Linked DNA regions of Homo sapiens: region 2 is linked to region 1. The links are chromatin loops, found by intact Hi-C in ENCODE. Cell type or tissue: heart right ventricle. All regions are shown on one strand.

Region 1 (8,000 bases):
ATGTAATAGTCATGAATGTTTATCCATTAAAACAAAACTTTAGTAAAATAAAAAAGAAATCCAAATATCAAATTATTGTTAAAAGTGTCAAGTGATACACATGGTGTCTACCTCAGGAAAGTTTATGTGTCCACCCGCTGCCTTAGAGGCATTTGAAAAAGTATAGAATGTTGCCAGGGTCGCTCTCAATAATAATTCTAACTTATGATTTTGAATTTAAATTTTGGGTCCCAGCGGAGCAGTGCTGTGAAAGTTTCCTACCTCATTGTGTGTCTCTGTAGATAATTTCCTCTGCTTCCTGCATCTGTTTTCTTGGATTAGTTAGGTATTATACTAAAGTCTAGAATTCTTTTGGCTGCAGAGCTTTCTCTGCTGCTTCCCTTCCCCCCCAACCTACTTTATTGTGGGTGGGAAAATTTTTGTTGGGAGGGCTTGATTAATTAGAAGGGATTCCTGGCTTCCCTAGCGGTGGCAGCCTGGGAAGATTACAGAGCCTGGCTTAGTGACAGGCCAGTCTGTATTTAAGGAAAAACTCGGACCCGCCAGATTTCTCTGGAATGTGCATCTGGCTTTGTCTTCTACAGGGAATGTGTAATGATCCCCTCCTCTTTCTTCCCACCCATTCCAGGAGGCTAAACGCTTTTACTTTTGCTCTTGATGGGGTTGTCTACTTTTTATTTTGGGAGAGGGGAGGGCTGGAATTTAGGGGTGGGAAGCTTGAGTCGTTTTCTGAATCTAAAGTAAAAGATTTAAGGTTTTATTAATATTTAGGAGGAAAGGAGAGATTTTATTAAAAAAAAAAGAACTCCCTGCATCTTTACTATCAATGTTTTTCTTTCCACTCTTTCAGAGCAATTATAGTTTTATATTCTTCTCTGAATTTCAGTTAACCTTAGTCTTCACATTCCTTAGAACACCACAAAAAGAGAAATAAGCCTAAGAATTGACAATGATTTCCCCTTTATAGTAAAAGTATAGAGCAGCTCTTTAAACTTTCAGAGAAAGAGACAGTTGAATGGTAAATGGGTAATCACTAGGCTTTTGTCTTGCTAGTTTGCCTCAAGGAATCACTTAAATCCTGTGTCCTAGGTTTTTTCGTCTACTTAAATGGGAACGTGGTACTGACTATTATCAGTGCTCATTTGAAAATGGCTGCGTTGATTTTGTGTATCACATTGAAAAGATTTATGCAATTATTTTCATATCAATTGAGTTCTAGGTACTGATTTTTCTACACATTTTAAGAAAGAATAAAACTGAAGTGCCTAAACAGAATAAATCACAAACATTTTAAATGGTTATATTCCTTACTGGAAATAACTTTGGAGTGTGCAACCTTTGTCCCGAAGAATGATTTTACAGAGATTTGTCCCTGTGAAACTTTTAAAGTGAAAGAAGTACCTCTATATTTCTTCTCCTGATACTTAAAGTCTGCATCTTCCAATTCCTCCTTAATTTCATGTATTCCTTGTAAGAGCTTTATGTTTTAAAGACATACAGGGTCAATGCGAGTTTGCAGAGTGGTTGATGCTATGCCCAAACTAACATAGGATGCTGTTTTCCCATTCAGTATCATTGTTCTATTGCTTTGCTCATGCTGGAAGCTGTATTTAAGTAAGTATGTGCTGATTTCGTGAAAGAATTGAAATAAAATTAGTAAAAGTTTTCACACCAGCAGTCACCCAATGAGTTTTATCTCAGGCTTAGAGCTTTTAGATACCTTCTCACTCTGTAAGGCATCTGCTCTGAGTGTTGATGACTTTGAAACAAAGTTCTTGGACTTGAAATTAATTTTTTTTTTCTAAGAGTTCTCTCTGCCTTTCTGGCCAGACACCCAGTTTTCTAGGCTTCATTTTCCCAGTCCTTTCCTCATGTGATAATAGATAAACTAGTCTGTTCTTTTTTTGGATGACTAAAAATGTGTAAATACAGCTCTGGCTTCTTATCCTCCTTTTTAGTCTCAACTTTCCACCTGCCTCCAAGAAGTTTCTGCCTACATTGATCCCTAAAACTTCAAACAAAGAACTGAGTTTATCATGGCTTTCATCTAAGCTGATTTTTGCTTTGAAAGTCTCTGATGCTGCCTCCACACACCCTGGGCTTGCCAAATGATGTCTCGTCCTTCATTCTTTAGTCACTTACTAAACGCATTCCTGCTCTGCAGAGCATCTTGAATTTACTCCTCTTAGAAATTCAAGCCTTTATTGTCCTTGTTTTTATGTCCATGTTAATCTCTGAGGACCTCTGTGCCTCTCTTCTCTTACCATTCCAGTTCATCTAGACAAGTGCCAGGGTAATGTTTTCTTAACATCATATTCATCATGTTACTTCCTTGCTTAGGTGATCAGGGTAATTCCTTTTGTTTAAATGGATCTAATCTGAACTCTCCAGCTAGACGTAAGGCATTCTGATAATTACTCTCCCCTTCCTTTTTAACTTGGACCCATGTTTGTTTTCATCTTGGAACTGGGGAACGTGGCCCACTTATTCCTGTGAAACTAATGCATTTGCATTTCCTGCAGTCATCTGGCTTTTCTGTGGTTTTCCCTCTGTTTGCTATCTCTCACCTTTTCTTCCTTGGTCCACACCCTTCAGCTTTTTCCAAGCTTGACCAGTGAATGACTTGCTTTTTCTTTGTTACACATCTAAACCTTTCCCATATTGATTTCTCTCTTGCTATGTGTTTTTTTGACTGTTATGTGCAGTTTATGTTATGTTTTATATATATTTCCAATTTGTTTTCTTTCCTAAGAACATCATCTTGAGGTGATATACATCTGCTTTTATATACATTATGCCTAGCCACATTCCCTGGGAAGAAGGAGCTGTCCTATGCTTCTTTCATATCTGCACAGACCTTGAATAATCTAAAGCAGGGGTGTCCAATCTTTTGGCTTCCCTGGGCCACACTGGAAGAAGAATTGTCTTGGGCCACACATAAAATACACTTATACTAACAATAGCTTTAAAAAAAAATCGCAAAAAAAATCTCATAATGTTTTAAGAAAGTTTACACATTTGTGTTGGGCTGCATTCAAAGCCATCCTGGGCAGCGAGTTGGACAAGTGTGGTCTAAAGCATTTCTGAAGTGCCCAGTACCCCCCACTTTCCTTGTCCCAAAGATGACAAGTTTCTTCGTCTTGGCTCATAGAGAACAGGGAAGTCACTCCAGCTTTGGATTATTTCTTACTGGTCTTTTTTTCAGTTCCAGTCAGGGAATGTTGTAATCTTCAATTTGTGGTATATTTGTTTTTTTAAAAAAAAAATCATCTCAACCTATTTCTCCTTTTAGGAGTCCACAGTTCCACTTTGAAAATATTTTTAATAATTCTTTTGAAAATAATCTCTATTAATAATCAAGATGACAATCCATAGAATTTGCTTCTATATGCTTCAGAAAAGTAAAATGTTTCAGTATAATGGTTTTGATTGTCTAGACATTATATTTTATTTTAATAATTTCTTAGTGTTAGACCTTGATACTTTTAATTTTTTCCAACATATGTACAAAGCATGTGTTTTTATTACTTATTCTAGTGTAAAAATTAATTCTTACCAGAAAAGTAAACTCAGGATCTCTTACCAAATAGATGAACTCAGTAAGCACCTTGGATTCTCTCTGAGGGCTGTAGGGGGCATCATTGTTCCAATGTTTTATAAAGTATCTTCCCGCTGTGATCTAAAGAAGCACAGCAACTAAAGTGCTTTTACAGTCGTTGGCTCGTGCCCACGTTACTATGACATCCTAAATGCCTGTTTGTTTGCCTGGTGGTTGTATGTGCACACTTGCATCCCTAGCCTTTTATGAATGTGTATATTTAGATTGCTTCTGTCATAGAGTCCTCCTCACTAGGATGTACCACCACCAAACACCGAGGGAAGACAGTCCCAACGACGAAAACTATCCAAAGTGGCCCCAGGGAAAGCATTCTCAGAGTGACACAAGACTGCCTCTTCAGTACTTCCTTTCCAGATTCAGGAACCTGGAGATGATGGTCGGAGAGTAAGGATCCTCTTTGTCCTTTGAAAGCTTTGGGACCCCAGTTCCGCCCTGGTCCCAGCAGTAAGGGCTGGAGGGGGCCAGTCGAGTCTGGAAAGAAATCCTTGAAGTCATAGTTTTATTACCATTACTGCTCATCCGACTCACCTTTCCTTTTTGTTATTATTACTCTTAGTTTGGGGGATGCTTGGTTGAGAAAGTGAGGGATGGGGTAGCGATTGAGAGTGTCCTTGCAATTTACAGTCCCAGAGAATTCCATGGAAATGACATTCCATTGAAATGGCAAAAACGTACAGCAGCGTAGCCGTCATTAGCCAAATAATGTAACGATGCATAGTGTTTGCTAATTGTGCTTTGAGATACTTCTCTAGTAGTAGGCTCTTGGAATATCCATGATTAAGTAATACAGGAAGCTAGGCCTCTATATGTGTCACTTTGTCCCATGTGAGTGTCATGTGACAAAAACACTGATTTTCAGACTGTTGGAAATAATCAGGTTATTAATAGTTACCTTAAACACTCACATACACACATGCACACACTTGTGCTATATTTTGCGAGTTTAATATGAGGTGAAAAAAGAATGTCATGCTGTTTGTTCCACAGTGGAATAGCATTATATAGATTCTGGTAAGGTATGTACCAGGTCTAGCATCCGGATCCTTATTACCTGAAAAATTCACCATATGTTACTGATTAGTATTGAGATCATGTCTGGTTCTAAATTTTTGTGGTTCTCTAAATCTATTCATTTTACTCTAGGTTCTTTGATAGCACTTCTTGAAATTTAGATCATCAAGTCTTTGAGGAAAGGATTCTAGAAAATTAAAATATCAGACTTTTAATCAGGATTCCTGAATGCATGTTGTGGTTTCACTTTTGAAAACTGGATGACTTTGGGTGAATTTTATTACCCCTTTGAGCATCTTATTTCTTCAGCTATAAGGTAGGATTAACAGCAGTGTCTGTTTTACAGGGTTTCTTTTGGATATCAAATTAATATAAAAGACATAATGCTGTGAAAGTGGGAAAATAACATTTTATGCATGTCTTAGGCTGTCAGTAATTATTTTATTATCTTACAGTGACATGCTGTATGGTATTTGAGGGACTTGGCCTTGACTTATTTGTTCCTGGTCTCATAATTCTTGGGAGTGAGGAGTAGTCTAATTCTTTTCATATGTGAGGGCTCAATTAGCAAATCTTTATTTATCCTCATCATGCAAGGCCCTGGGTTAGGCACTATAGACACAGATGAGGCTGATGATTGCCCATCCCTAACCTCAGGTAGTTTGCAGTGAGAAATTAATGTGTCAAACTAATATCATTAAATAAAGGTTAGTGAAAAAGAGATACCAGAGCACCCAGCATAGCTGGGTTATGACCAGATGAGCCCAGTAATTTTTTTCAGACATGTTTCTGAATGGGATGTTGTGGAAAAGCCATAGGGCAGCCAGTCTGTTGGGTGCACTATTTGTTAATCAGTTTATACTTTGGGCTACAGTGGCAGGTGGTCAGGATTAGAAGTTAGGGTTGTTAGATTTTAGTCCTTGCTATTGATTCCTATCTAGGGGCAAGTCAGCTAGCCTCTTTTGTTTCCGTTATCTGTATCTGTGTGACAAAGAAGCCCCACTATTCTCATATTTCAATGGGTCAGAAAATCCAGCTGGGCAGTTTTTCTGCTTTATTTGTCTTTGGCTGGGGTCAATCACTCAGATGCATTTGGTTACTGACCAGGCTACAAAGCTCTAGAAGACTTCACTCACATGTTTAGTTCTTCTCAATGATACCCTCTCTCTTCACAAGGTGTCTCATCACTCAGTAATCTGGCTTGAGCTCCCTTACAACATGGCATCTAGCTTCCCCAGAGCACATGAAAGTGGAAGCTGCCAGCTTCCTAAGGGCTACCTCTGGAACTGGCACACTATTATTTCCACTGTATTCTATTGGGCAGCAAATCACAAGGTCAAGAGGAGAGGAAATAACTGCCTCTTGATGGAAGGAGCAGCGTACCTCCAGAGGAGGGAAGGGATTGTTGGTGGCCATCTTTGGAAATTGTTTAGTGTAGTTTTCTTATTTGTTTATTATAGTTTTCTTATCTATTAAATGAGATGTTGAATTAGGGAGTTTCTAAGGGCCTGTCAAACTCTACATTTCCGTAATACTATACTTTTTTTTTTTTTTGAGATGGAGTCTGGCTCTGTCGCCCAGGCTCGAGTGCAGTGGCACGATCTCGGCTTACTGCAACCTGTGCCTCCCAGGTTCACGCTATTCTCCTGCCTTAGCCTCCCGAGTAGCTGGGACTACAGTCGCCTGCCACCACGCCCGGCTAATTTTTTGTATTTTTAGTAGAGACAGAGTTTCACAGTGTTAGCCAGGATGGTCTTGATCTCCTGACCTCGTGATCTGCGTGCCTTGGACTCCCAAAGTGCTGGGATTACAGACGTGAACCACCATGCCCGGCCTGGTAATACTATACATTTTTATTTAAGGGATTTTTGTGTGCATGGTATAATGGAAATAATTTGGCCTTTGGAGGCAGAAAGGCCTGGGTTTGAACCAGGGCCTTAAGATTGACCAGCACCTTGGGAAGTGACTTGAGTCTTTCTGAGCTTTTGTACACATCTGTTAAATAATAGGGTTAATTAAATAGGATTAATGTTAACTCACTTCTATAATAATTGTCCATCTTAGCACAGAGTCACGACCCAGAAGGTGTTAGCACCCATCCCTTTTCCCTTCTTTGTTACCTGATACAGGCCTTTTAAAGCCAACAATAGTTAAAGATATTCATTGAGGTTTTTTTGTTTTGTTTTGTTTCATTCAAGTATAAAAATGTTTAGGTGTTTAATTGTGTTTTGCAGATGCTGGCTTATTTTTCTAAGACCAGGAGTTCAAACAAAACTGTTAAGTTTGTTTATCTGTTTTGTTGTTATAAATTGTCCTTAGAACATTGTTGCTATTAAGAAAGCAGGCTTAAAAATAACTTAATTTGAAAAATGCATTTTGGTCTGTGAACAGCTGAGTTATTTGGCATTCTAGTAACTTTTGTCTGGAAGAAAAAAATAGCTGTGGGGCATGGCCAGCATTCGGTCTGGCTGTTATACGCTGTGGTGGTACTTAGCTTGTGAACCAGGCCTGATAGGTGAGACTGGGCATGCACTTCTACTCACAGGCTAAATGGTTGAAACCACTGGGGTCAGAAAGCTCAGCAACTAAGGGCAGTAGGAGAAAAGAAAATCTCTGTTGTCTCTAAAGCACTGGTTCTCAGTGTATTCCCTGGACCAGCAGCATTAGTATCTCCCACAGTCATTGCAGTGATTTTATTGTACTGGTTATTGAGAGGGTTAAATAAAAGGATTCGTATAAAGTGTTTAGCACAGTACCAAGTAACCATTTTAGTAAGTGTTAGGCATTATTAGTAATATTCATCTTCATTGTCATAAATATTGATAATCATTGTGGTTAATATTTTTCTGCCAGAGTGTGTCTTGAAGCAGCTTATTCTGCAATTCTTCTTAAAACTGCCAGAGTTCTGTTTCTTTTTTTTTTTTTTGAGACAGAGTCTCACTGTGTCACCCAGGCTGGAATGCAGTGGTGTAATCACGGCTCACTGCAACCTTCACCTCCCAGGTTCAAGCAATTCTCCTGCCTCAGCCTCCCAAGTAGCTGGGATTACAGGCGCCTGCCACCACGCCTGGCTAATTTTTAAAAAATGTTTAGTAGAGACGGGGTTTCACCATGTTGGCCCGGCTGGTTGGTCTTCTTTTTTTTTTTGAAAGGAGTCTTGCTCTGTCGCCCAGGCTAGAGTGTGGTGGCGTGATCTTGGCTCACTGCAACCTCCGCCTCATGGGTTCAGGCGATTCTCCTGCTTCAGCCTTCCAAGTAGCTGGGATTACAGACACACGCCACCATGCCTGGCTAATTTTTGTATTTTTAGTAGAGATGGGATTTCACCATGTTGGCCAGACTGGTCTCAAACTCCTGACCTCAGATGACC
Region 2 (8,000 bases), 1.1 Mb after region 1:
ATAATACACACACATAGAATGGAATTATAGATGATTTTGTGCAGCATAAATGTATAAAACATGTTTATAAATATTGATACACATGTTAAGATTGTCTCTGTGTATGCATTTAAGACAAAAAGATTCCAAAAATGCATAAAAGTGTTCTATACATGAGCACATGTGATCCCAATTTAGGGTTATTTCTAAAAGGTTTTAATTCTTGGCTTTGTACTTGATTGCAAGAGATTCAAATGAACAAATTTGGTGGAAGTCCTGGGAATTCTCTCTGCTCTTCAGCAACTACTCTCTAATTTTCAGCAATTACATTTTTATCACCCATTGTGATCCTATAACGTTAAATGTGCATTAGAAAAGGAGAGGAAAAAGCCTGTAATTTCACAAGCTTTGGGGATCACAGGTTGGGCACCTGCTTTATTACACATACAAGGAATTGATGCTAAATTTTATTCCTCGAAATGATTCTGATTACAGGTAGAATGTAATAGAATTTTCTATCCTGTGACTACTCACAGGATAAAAAATACACATATAATACTTACCATGAAACACCAAATGTGTATTTGCTGGAAGGGACATGCAGAATACACATACAGTACTCAGCGTGAAACACCAAATGCACATTTGCTGGAGTTGAGAAATCAGGCTGGAATTTGTAGGACGTAGAACAATTGCTCTACAAACCCATGACCAAGATGACTGATCCTAAACACGTTCTCAAGAAGCCACAAGAGCCTTCCTTTCCTCTCCTGTGTCTTATCCCTTTCCTCCTCTTGCCCCCTTCCCCACTATGCAAAAAGACAAATAGTTATTTAGATCTCCCACAAAAGCCCAGGAAACTGGACAAAGGGTGACAGGCTTGGGGCAGGAAGGGGGAAGCCCCTGCCACAGAGTTGCAAATAGGTCTCTTTTTCTTGGGTTTGCATAGAAAGTCCTCTGAATGAGCTTGCTGTGGCCTGCCCCTTACCTTCTCATAGATTGTTAATATAGGCAGTAGGAAAAGTACACACAGAACGGTTTAGAGGGAGAAGGGAGGACTCTGGGAAATTTACTAAAAAATTAATGGATCTCCGTCTGGTGCAGTAAAGGCAATTCTTGATTGTTTGCACCAATGCAGTGAGCAGATTATCAAGGCACAGACAAGGTTTCCTTAGTCCGAAACATAGAGAACTCCGGAGGCCCTTATCAAAACCATTTCCCTCCTGGTTTAGCGACTGGTTATGGCTTTAACTGCATCATCTCCATCAGCAATGGCAGGCCAAGCTGCTGCTAGGAGCAAAAGCTAAGGCTGGTTTTCCTGCAAAGCAGAAATACTTGTCATTTCACAGGGGCCTGGTATCTGAGTCTCATTCAGCCATCTTGTTTCCTGTGAGGCCCAGGCTGTATGGACCTGGGCTTATTACTGGGCTTATTTGTGTTTTGGTTTGAGAATAGGATTGAGCGTGTGGTAATCAGATGATGCTCTCTGCAAACCGCCTGGGGCAGAGCAGCTAGAGTTCTGAGGGAAGCCTCCAGCTTCATCCTTCGGGAACTCCCCTTAAGTCCCGTAGCTCCCTCCCTGCTCCTACCTTTGGCCTGAGAATTCTCATGCTGCTCCTTAGAATTCTAAAGACTCATGATGTCTGGCACTCTGCTAGGCTGGACCTTCACTTTTGAGACGGATTCAAAGGTAAATTTTGTTTTGTTTTGTTTTGTTGATATGGAGTCTCACTCTGTCGCCCAGGCTGGAGTGCAGTGGCGCAATCTCGGCTCACCGCAAGCTCCGCCTCACCGCAAGCTCCGCCTCACCGCAAGCTCCGCCTCCCTGCAAGCTCCGCCTCACCGCAAGCTCCGCCTCCCGGGTTCACGCCATTCTGCTGCCTCAGCTTCCCGGATAGCTGGGACTACAGGTGCCCGCCACCACGCCCGGCTAACTTTTGTATTTTTAGTAGAGACGAGGTTTCACCTTGTTAGCCAGGAAGGTCTTGATTTCCTGACCTCGTGATCCGCCTGCCTCGGCCTCCCAAAGTGCTGGGATAAAGGCAAATGTTTTAACCAAAAGGAGTAACTCTGTAAGGGTTCCATGTGAGACACTGTGGTATCTTGTAGGTGGAAAAAACTTTATGATATGAGAAGAATAAGCTGCGAATTCTTCTTCTTTTCACATTACCAAAGATACATGTTTTCTCTCTTATTTTAATAAGTCTTATTTTAATAATAAAATTGTAATTGCAAGCCACCTCTAAAGTCTATACATGTCTTATTAGTCATTTTATTTATTTATTTTTTTAATGCTCAAGGGGTTGTTTTGATACAGACACGTGGGATACCAGAATGCCTTTATTTTGCAGAAGAACAAACTGAGGCTGGAAACAGAACTATGCAAAATGATGACTTAAAACATGAATACTTACATGTTTATACGTGTCTTTTTAATAGAAAATAAATAGCCATTAAAATCTAGGGGAAAATTACAGAGAAATTCAGAAATAAATGAACCAGAACATCACCCCCAGGTATTTCTGCTATGGAGTTATCGATGAATTTTCTCCCAGTCATATTGTCTATGAATTTGTTTTAATTTGTGGTGTTTTGCATTCATACTATTTGCACAATTTTGTATCTTTATGTTTTTAATGTTAAGAACATAAACACATCAATTACTTGTTTTCACAACAAAGTATTTCCATGAATGAACATGCCTTTGTATGCTAGACAGTTTCCTGGATTTTTAACCTTTAGATGTTTTCTGGTGTCACATTAATATAATACTGTGTCCAAAATCTTTTTACCTTTTTTGCTTTAAAAAAAAACTAGTTAAATTAGTCAACCAATGTTCTGAAGAATATTGTTAGATTCAAACTTTTAAAGTATGTTTGGAAGTTAGTTTTAGATGAGTTGCTTCGAAAATATCTACGTTTTTACCTTGCTTTAGTTTTTTTCCTTATGTAAGCATATCTAGTTTACATTTTCACAAACAGATATTAGAGGTGTGTTGTTTTATTAACTGTTTAAAAGTCTGTCCAGTATATTCAATGAAGACATCAATCAGAATAAAATTACAAGCTAAAAATAATTCTGAAACCTTTCTTTATAAAATGGTTATCATGTGTGTCATCTATGTTGTTGTGTTTGTAAATACCTATGCTAAGTGGATGGGCATAGCTCACCCAATAACTGAAAAGATTTTTTGTGGGGACACAAGGACCCTTCTTTTAGGTACAGAAACTGCAACAAGCTATATAGTGGAGCTAAACTTAGGCGTACAGCAGCCTTTCCAAGAATTTGTGGCACAAAGCAGACAGGAATATTCTACACACACACACACACACACACACACACACACACACACACACACACACACATTCCGCTTCCTGTCTCTGACTTTCTAACTTGACCTTACTTACTTGCAAACTTGGAAATACAGGCATTCTCTCTCTCTCTCTCTCATAGAGTCATGATTCTCAAACATTAAAATAGCTTAAAAATTAACATACCTTAATGTCATCTTAAAGAGTGAGGAAATATTTAGCGATCCTGTGAACAATTTTTATTTTCTGTAAACTTCCCCAATCCTCACATTTACCTTCCTAGGTAACTATGTGCTTGACTTATATATTTTTTCTGCATTCTTTGTAGCCCTTTCTTTCCCCCCATGGACAACTGTGTGTCCCAGCATTACAATACATGTGTGGACAAAGAAGCTTTCTGTCCAGAGAGAAATTAAACATTCCAGTGGCTTTTCTCACCAAGTCCTGACACAGAGTGACCCTTGGCATCTCATTTGTGGGCGAGCGTTGAAGATGGTGGAGAGATAACCTGAAGCAAATCTCAGCCTGTTGTTCAGGCTGCCTTGGGCAGTCCAGAGAAGAACAACATTTAGAACATTTATGACCTGTAAAATTTATCCTCTAGAGTTGAGCCCACAATTTTTGGCCAATAATTATATGTGAGAGTAAAATATAAGGGACATATCTTGGAAGCAGTATTGCTGAGTACTTCAGAAATGAATGACTATTTTAATCAACCTACCTACATTTGGGCGATTATCCAAACTATTTGGCTTTTTACTCCTCTCCCCTTCCAAACTTACCCTCCTAAAAAATGTTTGAGAGTTAATAAAATGATGTATTTAGAGCTCTTAAGCCCTAGTTCACCTTGTTTTTTTTTTTCTTAGTTACCTTCGTGATTACTTCTAATTCTGCCCTGAGGTGCAAACTTGATTCCATTCAAAGGAAAAGGAAACCAAAACAAACAACAAATAAAAAGTAACTGAGGAGTGTCTCCAAAAACTACTACTGAAAACCTAGTTTACCTACAGTTCAAATATGATCCACTCTCGCCATCTGCTGGCTGTATTTTTGATTTTTTAAAAGGGAAGTACTGGCACAGACACATGGGCTAACGTTATTGTGTTTTGATGTGTTGTGAATATGTGTGGGGAAGCTGGGCACTAAACCGTCCAACATTCAAATTCAGTATGTTTTTGAGCACCTATATTTAGCTGAGTCTCCCTAGTTTATAATTTGGTGGAGGGTTTTATACGTAGAGAATCATCACAGTCAAGACGAAGTAGAGACTGGGACCAACGGCTGCATCCGTCAGGGAGAACTTCTGTCAAAGAATAACGCACAGACACTGGGTCTCAGAAAGTGGCTGTCTCTGAGGACTCAGCGTGTTTCTTCTCTTTGATGAAACTAATGATGACTCAACTCCATGGATCTAATTGTCTCCCTCTAGAATTACCTTTTCTGAGTGTTCAGGGCTCCTTGATGGTTTTGGGTTTGTTTGTTTGTTTGTTTGTTTGTTTTTTGAGATGAAGTTTTGTTCTTGTTGCCCAGGCTGGAGTGCAATGACGCGATCTCGGCTCACTGCAACCTCTGCCTCCCGGTTTCAAGTGATTCTCCTGCCTCAGCCTCCCGACTAGCTGGGATTACAGGCGCAAGCCACCATGCCTGGCTAACTTTTGTATTTTTAGTTAAGACTGGGTTTCACCACGTTGGCCAGGCTGGTCTCGAACTCCTAACCTCAGGAGATCTGCCCACTTTGGTCTCCTAAAGTGCTGGGATTACAGGCGTGAGCAACCGAGCCCAGCCTACCCAGTGGTTTTTTCTTTAGACGGAGTCTTGCTCTTGTCACCCAGGCCAGAGTGCCGTGGCACAATCTTGGCCCACTGCAACCTCCACCTCCCCAGTTCAAGCGATTCTCCTGCCTCAACCTCCCAAGGAGCTGGGATTACAGGCTCTCGCCACCACCCCTGGCTAATTTTTTTGTATTTTTTTAGTAGAGACGGGGTTTTACCATGTTCGCCAATATTCTCCTCCTCCAAAAGGCGTGCCTCAGCTGACCCATCGAGGTTTCCCCGAATATAACATTAACCAACCTATTTGGAGTGTTTTACCCAAACACATGTATTTAAGCCACACAATAACCCTATGAGGTAGCCATTATTAATCGTGTTTTATAGATGAGGAAATTGAAATCCAAAGATATTGATGACAGAACTGCTAAGTGATAGAGTCAGCACAATGCCTGGATGGAAATTCACTTCCAGAACCACATCTTCACCACAAACATTGCTGTCAGGGCTCTCCAGGTAACCCTGTTTCTGTCCGTGCAGTGTGCAGCTAACAGAATTCCCTTATCTCAGCTGGGAAACAGGAGTGATGGAATCATTTCCCACTCCCAAGTCATCGCCACAAAACTTCTCCTTCAAAATTTGTCTCCGGAATCACTTGTTCAAAAAGCCCTTTGAATTTCTCTTTCTCTCTGAGTACTCAGAATATGCCTGTCCTATAAAATTTCATTTGGCGGCTTGTTTTCTTCGTGCCCCTCTAATATTCACCAAGATTATATTTATTTGACTTTACTCTCAGAGTGTACTTTGTGGGGGGGGGACAAAAGTGATTATTTTTCCTCTAATGCTGTCGTATAAATGCTATGGCAATCTAGTACCTCTCATACGTAGGGATATGCCCAGGTCTTAGGGAAAACTCACTTGTACATATCTGTGTTATTGGGCCTGTGGGCCAATGATATTTCTATTTCCTGTTCTGCAACTTTGTGTACAACAATAATTTAAAGTAGCTTCCAAAGGATAAAAAATGTTCTCTAAGAAACTGATGAATCTATATTTACTTATGTTGCCCCACATCCTGCACATTCTTTTTCTTCGAATTAACTTTCATTTTCTTTCTATCTTTCCTTTCCTTCAGGTTAATAACCTTTGCTGGTGGGGTTCTCCAGAATCAGCTGCCAAAACAGAGTCTGAGTTTCAAGGTACTTATTAGGGATCAAGCCCTGTGGAAGACACAGGGGAAGCTGAACTGTGAGGGCAGCCCACAGAAGCCTCCCCTGCCCTGCAGGGAGCTCTGGAGTGAATACTGTTCTGTCCACCAGAGCTGGGCCCCAGTGGGCGAACAAGACCAGGCCTTTGCACCCCCACCTCACTCAGCATCAGGCTGTGTGGGTTGTCCTAGGAAGGGGTCGACTCAAAGAAGAAGACACTGAGGAGATGACAGTGGGACCATCTGCCAACTCTACTCCCAGAAGCTGGGCAGTGAGGCTTTCCTTGCTGGGATTCTTGGTGGAGAATCTCCCTATTGATCACGGTGGCATGAATTCTGCCTATAGCTCACACGGTGCTCTTTCTTTCTTACAATCCATGTCACACAGGCTGTGCTTTTGCATACAAACAGGGACTATCTACTGATGCACATACTTTGTCTTCTCAGTAAAGAATTTACCAAAATACAAAAGAGCTACCTCAGTGTCCATAATCTGCAGGTGAACCTGAAACTCCAAGAAACTGACCAGGAAAGAGAAGCATGGGAAATTAAGAGCCCTACCTCTTCATTTCCAGAAACATTTCCATAGGGCTTTCAAATGTTCCTTTAGTTCCTTGTAAGGAGTAAGAGAAGGGCCCGTATTTGCATCCTCAGGAAGGGGAGGGTAAGTGTCTGCTTTCCCCACCCTGCCATAAGAAAACTCCCTGACTCTGTGCCTGCATCACTGCAGGTCCTCTGAGACGCAGACACCTACAGGGAAATAGACGTGTGAACAACGTGTTGGAAAAAATTCCTGTGAAGGATAAACAGAGCAGCAGAGAAAAACTTCAGTCTACAATGGAGGTTCAATACCTGAGAAAGACCAGAGGGAAGAAGGGGGACCGAGCGAGCCTGACAGCACAACATAGCTCTGGGAAAGCCTTGGCCAGGCTGACGCACAGTTCCAACATAGAGATGGTCCATTAGAGGGAGTCGTGGGATAATCCAATTCTATTTCCCTTACTAGGCTCAGTAATAATCTGGAGACAGCCCAGGAATCGTGCATCCTCTGTATGAATGCTGTTGTGGGTCCTAAAGGTGCAGCAGCAGCTGGATACTGTCAGGTGATAGACATGAAAGGTTATTTTCAGAAGGAGACATGAGCAGTGTATTCCTGGGACTGCTACAATATGCTTAGTATTCAGCACCAAATCCTCAAGAATGGGTTCATAGTTGTCTCTGGTCAGGCTACCATATAAAAAAAATGCCATAGACAGGGTGGTTTAAACAACATTGATTTCTCACAGTTATGAAGGCTGGGAATTCCAAGATCAAGGCACTAACACACTTGCTGTCCAGTGAGGAGCTGCTTGTTGGTGTTCAGATGTCCGTCTTTCTCTTTTTTGCTTTCTCTCTCTTTTTTTTTTTTTTTTTTTTCTTGAGATGGAATCTTACCCTGTCACCCAGGCTGGAGTGCAGTGGCATGATCTCGGCTCACTGCAACCTCCGCCTCCCAGGTTCAAGCAATTCTCCCTGCCTCAGCCTTCCAAGTAGCTGGGATTACAGGCTCCCACCACCACACCCAGCTAATTTTTGTATTTTTTTTTTTTTAGTAGATACATTGTTTCTCCATGTTGGTCAGGCTAGTCTTGAACTCCTGACCTCAGGTGATCCACCCGCCTTGGCATCCCAAAGTGCTGGGATTACAAGTGTAAGCCACCACACCCAGGCTGTTCATCTTTCTCATTGTATCCT

What was found. Hi-C counts contacts between places; a loop is a spot of excess contacts. Peaks named below come from ENCODE experiments on the same cell type or tissue, not always from the same donor. Only the 100,000 strongest peaks of a DNase experiment are listed, where the experiment ranks them.
Region 2: a loop joins it to region 1, with 5 times the contacts of the local background. A loop is called at or near these places in 49 of 110 quality-filtered maps.

Annotation. Positions count from the first base shown.
Region 1 is chr20:10,466,065-10,474,064 of GRCh38, forward strand. The region is part of intron 2 of SLX4IP (SLX4 interacting protein); the gene reads left to right. Among named protein-coding and RNA genes, the nearest start is that of SLX4IP, 35 kb to the left of the region's middle. RefSeq lists an enhancer at 508-1,207. In heart right ventricle, a CTCF peak has its summit at 3,627; DNase peaks (open chromatin) are centred at 507 and 3,733; H3K27ac peaks cover 2,927 bases.
Region 2 is chr20:11,539,919-11,547,918 of GRCh38, forward strand. No RefSeq gene overlaps it. Among named protein-coding and RNA genes, the nearest start is that of LINC00687, 330 kb to the right of the region's middle. In heart right ventricle, a CTCF peak has its summit at 4,342 (motif pointing left); no DNase peak of the experiment used is centred here; H3K4me3 peaks cover 311 bases.